Linked DNA regions of Homo sapiens: all the other regions are linked to region 1. A link is a loop called in an ENCODE intact Hi-C map of the cell type or tissue named here. Cell type or tissue: PC-9. All regions are shown on one strand.

Region 1 (2,500 bases):
ATGGGATGGATCCGGCCTGGGAATAGAGGGAAGCTACGCCATGGCCTTGAGCTGGGGCCACTCTCTGTGCCATCACACCCTAGCCCAGAATGCTGAGGAATGCAAGAATTGCAAACTTGAATTTAACCTTCCAGATTGTTATGAAGGTATATCTGCTCAGATAGGAGGATAGAACATGTTTTATTTAACAGTTTTTTAGCTTGATGTGTAGCTTTTAAATATTCAGACATACAGTGTGTGGTCCTCCGTGCGTACTCTTGCCCCAGGCCCCACAAAGCTGGGCCCAAGCCTGGGTTTGGCACACAGGCGGAAGTGCACAATTGTTTGCTGAAGGGAATTGAAGCCCATGTGAGAATTTGTAAGGGAGCTATAGAAAGAGAACCGGGTGAGTGACAGCCTTGGCCTCTTACCCTTCCTTTTTCTCTGACTTACTGGATGGTGTCAGGACAGGGACTTTCAGTTCCTAGGCCTGATTGTACTCGAAACATATTCCATAATCTTGTCCAGACCCCTCATTCTTCAAGTGAGGAAACTGAGGCCCAGAGAGATTAAGTGACCTGCTCCCCAGAGTGACATATGAAGGTGGAGCTGGGACCCAGTGGGTACCCTGTCCTCCTGCCTCCCAGTCCCTGGGTTTTTCTCGGGTCCTAATAAGGACACACACAGCCCCTGTGGCCACCCCCGACGTCCCCACTGCATGCCTCAGATCAGGATGGGGGAGGGGTAGCCACTCCCCTCTTGCTGGGCACCTCTAAATGACCTTGGCTGAACCTATTCTGTGGCTAAAGCACCCAACTCCCTTGTTCTTTATTCGCAAACTATCCTACTTCTGTCGTTTCACATCCGCCCTTCCAATCCAAACCCCAGCTCAGTGGGGTTGGATTGGATCAGCCTGGGCTCCCGGGCCTCATTTCTGGAATTGGAGGAAGGAGGAAGAGAGGCGAGAGTGCCCTCATTCCGCTGACTCCCAGTGTAGTGACAGTGACGTCGCCCCAACGGCAGGCCCGGACACAGTTAGGTGCGGGCTCGCGCCCCATCTGGTGCCCCGGGGCTCAGGGCGCGCCGCCGCGGTCCTGGAGGGGCAGTAGGCAGCGAGTCACTGGGCTGGACGTTTCCGCTCTGGCTCCTCCCTCCGCGGGCTTCAGAAAACTAGTTCAGCTCGCTGGCCCCGGCTGGCAACCGTGCGTGACACAGTGGTTTTTTTTTCCCATAAAGGTCACGTCCTTGCGAAACCTCTGCAGCCTCTGCCGGTAACCACCACCCCGGCCCCACCCTGGGGAGAAGGGGCGGAGCCTCCGGGGCGAGCCACGCCCCCGATGAGCCCGGTCCTGCCCAGCGTGGCCGCCAGAGGGCACCGAGGTTCGGGAGTCGGGGTGGGGCGGCCCCGGGACCTCTGTCTGCTCCCCGCCGCGGCACCCGCACCTACTCGGTGGGGGCGGGGGCCAGGGCTGGGGAAAGTCCCAGGGCGTGCCTGGTGCCAGAAACGTTCCTCACGCACCTGGAGTCGCAGAATGCCCGGGCTGGAAGGGATGCCAGGGTGGGGACCTAACCTGCCAAAGGTCACACCCTGGGGAAGATCTCCCAGTGCCGTGTCCTCCTGACCAGGCCGCGTAGTGCGCATGGCCTGTTTGTCACCTGTAAATGAAGGGTTAGCTCACCAACAGGCTCTGCCCACTGCCCACAAATACACCTTCCTGGGGCCTCTTCTGAAATCATCGTTCTTTACATTGCATCCAAAGTAGGTTTCTCTCCCATTGCAGCAGATGTCAAACAAAAAACAAAGTAGGTCTCTCCATTTCCCGATACAGTTGACCCTTGAACAATATGGGTTTACACTTCGCGTAACCACTTACACTTGGATTTTTTTTTCAATAAAAGTTACACCAAGGGCCGGGCGTGGTATTTTTGGTAGAGATGGGGTTTCACCATCTTGGCCAGGCTGCTTTTGAACTCCTGACCTGGTGATCCACCTGCCTCGGCCTCCCAAAGTGCTGGGATTAAGGGCGTGAGTCACCGTGCCTGGCCAGTTATTGTTTGTGTATGTGTGTGTGTTTTGTGGTTTTTTGTTTTTTTGTTTTTTGTTTTTTTGAGACAGAGTCTCACTCTGTCGCCCCGGCTGGAGTGCAGTGTTGCAATCTCAGCTCACTGCAGCCTCCACCTCCCAGGTTCAAGAGATTCTCCTGCCTCAACCTCCTGAGTAGCTGGGACTACAGGCATGCACCACCATGTCTGCCTAAATTTAAAAATTTTTTTTTGTTGAGACAGTGTCTCACTATGCTGCTCAGGCTGGTCTTGAACTCCTGAACTCAAACTATCCTTCTCCCTTGGCCTCCCAAAGTGTTGGGATTATAGGCGTGAGCCACTGTACCCAGCAGAGAATATTTGTTTGCTTGTTTGTTTTGAGATGGAGTTTCACTTTTGTTGCCCAAGCTAGAGTGCCATGGCATGATCTTGGCTCACTGCAACTTCCATCTCCTGGGTTCAAGTGATTCTCCTGCCT
Region 2 (2,500 bases), 89 kb after region 1:
TGGATTGTACCAATGGCAATTTCCTGGTTTTGTACTGCAGTATGCCAGATGTTACCATTGGGGGAAACTGCGTGAAGGATACAGTGGAACCTCTCTTGTTTTTGCAACTTCCTGTGAATCTATACAGTTTTATTAGAAAATACATTTTAACCGTATAAAATCTGCTCAGGAAAGGATAAAGCAGCAGAAAATCTTTATAATTTCAACCAGTAGCAAAAACTATTAATATTTTAGCAGGTTTCCTTCTGGTCTTCTATGTATTTTCAAAATACTTAAGATCATTCTGCACACTGAGATGTAACCTACTTTTTTCTCTACCCACTGGAACAAGTTATTTTCTCTATGTCACTAGTAATTGTCAATGGCAGCTTTATTGTGTGTGTGTGTGTGTGTGTGTATGCGTGTGTATAGAGAGAGAGATTTTTTTTTTTTGAGATGGAACCTCACTCTGTTGCCCACAGTGGAGTACAGTGGCACAAACTTGGCTCACTACAACCTCCACCTCCCAGGTTCAAGTGATTCTCCTGCCTCAGCTTCCCAAGTAGCTGAGACTATAAGCGCTTGCCACCACGCCCAGCTAATTTTTTTTTTTTTTTTAGTAGAGACGGAGTTTCACCATGTTGGCCAGGCTGGTCTTGAACTCCACCCACCTCCCAAAGTGCTGGGATCACAGGTGTGAGCCACTGTGCCGGGCCAGCACCTTAATATTCTGAATACAATATATATATATTTTTTGAGATGGAGTCTTGCTCTATCACCCAGGCTGGAGTGCAGTGGCACAATCTCAGCTCACTGCAAGCTCTGCCTCCTGGGCTGACACCATTCTCCTGCCTCAGCCTCCTAAGTAGCTGGGACTACAGGTGCCTGCCACCTTGCCCGGCTAATTTTTTTTTTTTTTTTTTTTTGTATTTTTAGTAGAGACAGGGTTTCACCGTGTTAGCCAGGATGGTCTCGATCTCCTGACCTCGTGATCTGCCTGCCTCGGCCTCCCAAAGTGCTGGGATTACAGGCGTGAGCCACTGCGCCCAGCCCAATATTTTAAAACATTAGTTTAGCTCCAATTCTAGTTAGAAGGAACATGGTGAGCAAAAACTAAGGCAAAGGCAGAAGAAAGCACAGGATTTGCATAGACAGTAGCATGACATTCAGCTACAGGATAAGGTCTGGGAGGCAAGTTAAAGCTGCAATGGTAGATTAGAACCACGCCATAGGGGCCACGTAATAGAATGCCATTACTTTGTTTGCAATATCTGTTTTAATTTGGAATACAGAGATGCTTCCACAATGAAGAACCAGAAGCATGATCATGGCAATGCTAAGTCTGAAACAAATGACAAAAAGAAGGGGAGTGAACAGTGGACTCCACACCTAAGCCTGCTGTATCAGAATTGCCTGGGGAGCTTTAGGAATAAAAACACAAGCAAAAACCAAAACCAAAACCACAGATTTCTGAGAGAACCTCAGAGGTGGAGGATCCTGTTAGGAGAGTTGCCCTAGAATCATTTCCCAGGTACTTTCTGTTGCAACACCAAGTTGGAGAAACACAAAAGGAAAATGGCTAGGTTCCAAGAAAGGAAAGACTAATCTAAATTAATCACTACATCTCCCAGTGCCAATACTCAAGCAGACACCAAATCAGGTTTTGATTGCACCCTAAGTCAACCCTCGCCTTGCACTGAAAGATCCCATCAGGTGATTGAGGTCTGGAGAAGAGGTTCAGGGACCATTCTGCATACCACTAATGTTGACTGTTAGGTAAATGAGATGGGCTGTTGGGAATAGAATGAGTGGAAAAGGAAGTGAATGGAGGATCTCCAGCGAAAGATAGGAGGTACTTCTCTCGAAAAATGAAACATCTTCAATGTAACAAGGAAGACAGTAAATATCCAATAAACCATGATTGTATCTGCTTCACACAGTAAAATAAGGACTAAAACTGGATATACATCTACAGAAAGCCTTAGAATATAGATATGTCACAGTACTGATAGGCCTACCTAATGACCCTTTGAAGAGGGGGGAGGAAATTGGGGATGTGGCTGTTCACCTAGAGGAGATAGTATCTCATTTTATGTATATATTTAGTTTATCCATTTGTCAGTTGAGGGACATTTTTGTTTCCACTTTTTGGTTACGATGAATAATGCTACAAAACATTCACATACTTAGCATTTTCATTTCTCCTGGGTAGAATCCTCCTAGGAGTGGAATTGCTGACTTTATCTTGTTTTGAGACACCTATTTCCTGCTCTTAAATCGTATTGGTCCGTTTTGTTTTCTCCCATAATAAACATCTTTCCAAGTCACAAAATATCCTTTCATAATATAATTAAACAGTGCTTTGTCAAAAAAAAGTCCTTTCTCAGAATTATCCTAAAAACCCAGTCAAGTGTATGTAGAGAAAACTAAGAGGAAAAAAAAAATGAAGAAATTGAAGAGTAGTCATTATAGAGGACAGCCACATTAGAAACAATGACACTAAACATGCTGAAAAATAGAT
Region 3 (2,500 bases), 60 kb after region 1:
TTCCGGGGAACAGAAGGAGGGTGTTTTTGTTTTTGTTTTACCAGAGTGAGTGAAATCTTGGTCCCTTGAGATTTCCATGTAAAAATCTCAAAGCTTGTTTATTTGCCCCGTCCCTAATGGGCACCCTTTGGGGTAGGTCAGAGTAGAGACTGGTTTTCTTTGTCCCTGGGCTTGTCACCAAGTCCCAGCAAAGACTGAGCTAGGGCCACCATGTGTCCCTGGCCTGATGTTAGCCAAAAAGCAGAAGAGAGAAGGGGTGACTGGTGTACATAGGAATTTTTGTTTGGGGTTTTTTCTGCCGTGTTTTAAAGAACAGCAAATCCCTGAAATGGGTCCATGGGTCCATGTGAAACTATTCATTGAGAATGAACGGTTGTTCACCTCGGAGAGCCGTCACATCCTTCTCGGCCACCGCAGGTCACCCTCTCCTACCTCCTGGAATTGGATTCTTAGGCTGAGATGAGCCAATGGTGTAGGCTCATTTGTGGCTTTGGAATTAAGGCTTTTTTTTTTTTTTTTTTTTTTGAGACAGAGTTTCACTCTTGCCACCCAGGCTGGAGGTCAATGGCATGAGCTCAGCTCCCTCAACCTCCACCTCCCGGGTTCAAGCGATTCTCCTGCCTCAGCGTCCAGAGCAGCTGGGATTATAGGCGCGCTACCAAGCCCGGCTAATTTTTGTATTTTTAGTAGAGACGGGGTTTCACCATGTTCAGCAGGCTGGTCTTGAACTCCTGACTTCAGGTGATCCGCCTGCCTCGTCCTCCCAAAGTGCTGGGATTACAGGTGTGAGCCACTGCGCTCGGCTGGCTTTTTTTTTTTTTTTTTTTTGAGACGGAGTCTCGCTCTGTCGCCCAGGCTGGAGTGCAGTGGCGCGATCTCTGCTCACCGCAAGCTCAGCCTCCCGGGTTCACGCGGTTCTCCTGCCTCAGCCTCCCGAGTAGCTGGGACTACAGGCGCCCGCCACCACACCCGGCTAATTTTTGTATTTTTAGTAGAGACGGGGTTTCACTGTGTTAGCCAGGAAGGTCTCGATCTCCTGACCTCGTGATCCGCCCGCCTCGGCCTCCCAAAGTGCTGGGATTACAGGTGTGAGCCATGGCGCCCGGCTTTTTTTTTTTTTTAATAGAAAAACTAAACACTTCTTCATGGGCTGCTGCCCAAGTCTTTGCTAAATTTTGTTAAGCCCTTATGTTTATCGTGTCATCTCATCCAGACGTCAGTCATAAACATGCCCATCTGAACTCCTGATCCTCTCTTTTCCAGAAATGGGATGAGTCACCCAGTTCGTCAGCCTTCCTCTTTCAGAAGCCAGTGAGAGTGTGGCTAGAGGGGACTCTGCCCCGAGGGAACACCAGGCAGTGGCCTCTGACCCAGGCCTGCCCTGCAGTACTCAGCTTTCCAGAACAAAGAGTTCCAGTCCCAGTGGGGGACGGGGGCCTTTGTTCATGACTGGGAGAATCAAGAGAACTGCCTAAGAGGGCCCAGAAATTTCCCAGAGCTCTGAGCAAAGTGAGGAAGGGCATCCTTGCTCCAGATGAACCCACCAGGTCGCCCCTAAAGAAAAAAGGCCACGAGGCCAGGCCTGGTGGCTCAAGCCTGTAATTCCAGCTCTTTGGGAGGCAGAGGAGGGCGAATCACAAGGTCAGGAGTTTGAGACCAGCCTAGCCAACATGGTGAAACCCCGTCTCTACTAAAAATACAAAAAATTAGCTGGGCGTAGTGGCGGGCGCCTGTAATCCCAGCTACTCGGGAGGCTGAGGCAGAATTGCTTGAACTTGGGAGGTGGAGGTTGCAGTGAGCCGAGACCTCGCCACTACACTCCAGCCCGGGCAACAGAGTGAGACTCCGTCTCAAAAAAAAAAAACGGCCGGGCATGGTGGCTCACGCCTGTAATTCCAGCACTTCGGGAGGCCAGGGCGGGCAGATCACCTGAGGTCGGGAGTTCAAGACCAGCCTGACCAACATGGAGAAACCCTGTCTCTACTAAAAATACAAAAGTAGCCGGGCATGGTGGCAAATGCCTGTAATCCCAGCTACTGGGGAGGCTGAGGCAGGAGAATTGCTTGAACCTGGGAGGCGGAGGATGCGGTGAGCCGAGATCACGCCATTGCACTCCAGCCTGGGCAACAAGAGCGAAACTCCATCTCAAAAAAAAAAGAGAGAGAGAGAGAAAAGAGGCCACAAGGGATTCTGGCCTCGCCCCCAGGGCCATGTCCTGGGGAAACAGTCAGTTTGAGAAAGGGCTTGGAACTGGAGGGAGAAGGCCTCAGGAAAGCCCAATGTGCACCTTGTCTTTGCTCTGGGCTTGCCTCGGGTCAGCCCTCAAACCTCACCCAGGCCCAGGCAGGGACTGGGGGTGGTGAGAATCGAACCCTGAATGCACTCACACCGAGCCGCCCCTGAAGCTTCAGCATGAGGCCCACACAGGCCTCATTCCCGTGCAGCATCTGCCTGTTTCTCCCAGGAGCCCTGCCCACCCAGTTGGGCTGGTTGGTGGCCA

Evidence for each region. Peaks named below come from ENCODE experiments on the same cell type or tissue, not always from the same donor. Only the 100,000 strongest peaks of a DNase experiment are listed, where the experiment ranks them.
Region 2: a loop joins it to region 1, with 6 times the contacts of the local background. A loop is called at or near these places in 10 of 110 quality-filtered maps.
Region 3: it touches region 1 in a loop (8-fold over the local background); 7 of 110 quality-filtered maps call a loop at or near these places.

Annotation. Positions count from the first base shown.
Region 1 is chrX:41,441,200-41,443,699 of GRCh38, reverse strand. No RefSeq gene overlaps it. Among named protein-coding and RNA genes, the nearest start is that of NYX, 4.9 kb to the left of the region's middle. RefSeq lists enhancers at 611-680, 1,621-1,670 and a silencer at 1,001-1,510. In PC-9, a CTCF peak has its summit at 1,372 (motif pointing right); a DNase peak (open chromatin) is centred at 1,199; H3K4me3 peaks cover 509 bases; H3K27ac peaks cover 1,095 bases.
Region 2 is chrX:41,351,703-41,354,202 of GRCh38, reverse strand. It overlaps a transcript of DDX3X not described here. Among named protein-coding and RNA genes, the nearest start is that of DDX3X, 19 kb to the right of the region's middle. In PC-9, no CTCF peak of the experiment used is centred here; a DNase peak (open chromatin) is centred at 1,512; H3K27ac peaks cover 1,298 bases.
Region 3 is chrX:41,380,704-41,383,203 of GRCh38, reverse strand. No RefSeq gene overlaps it. Among named protein-coding and RNA genes, the nearest start is that of DDX3X, 48 kb to the right of the region's middle. RefSeq lists an enhancer at 1,174-1,468. In PC-9, no CTCF peak of the experiment used is centred here; a DNase peak (open chromatin) is centred at 1,263; H3K27ac peaks cover 2,195 bases.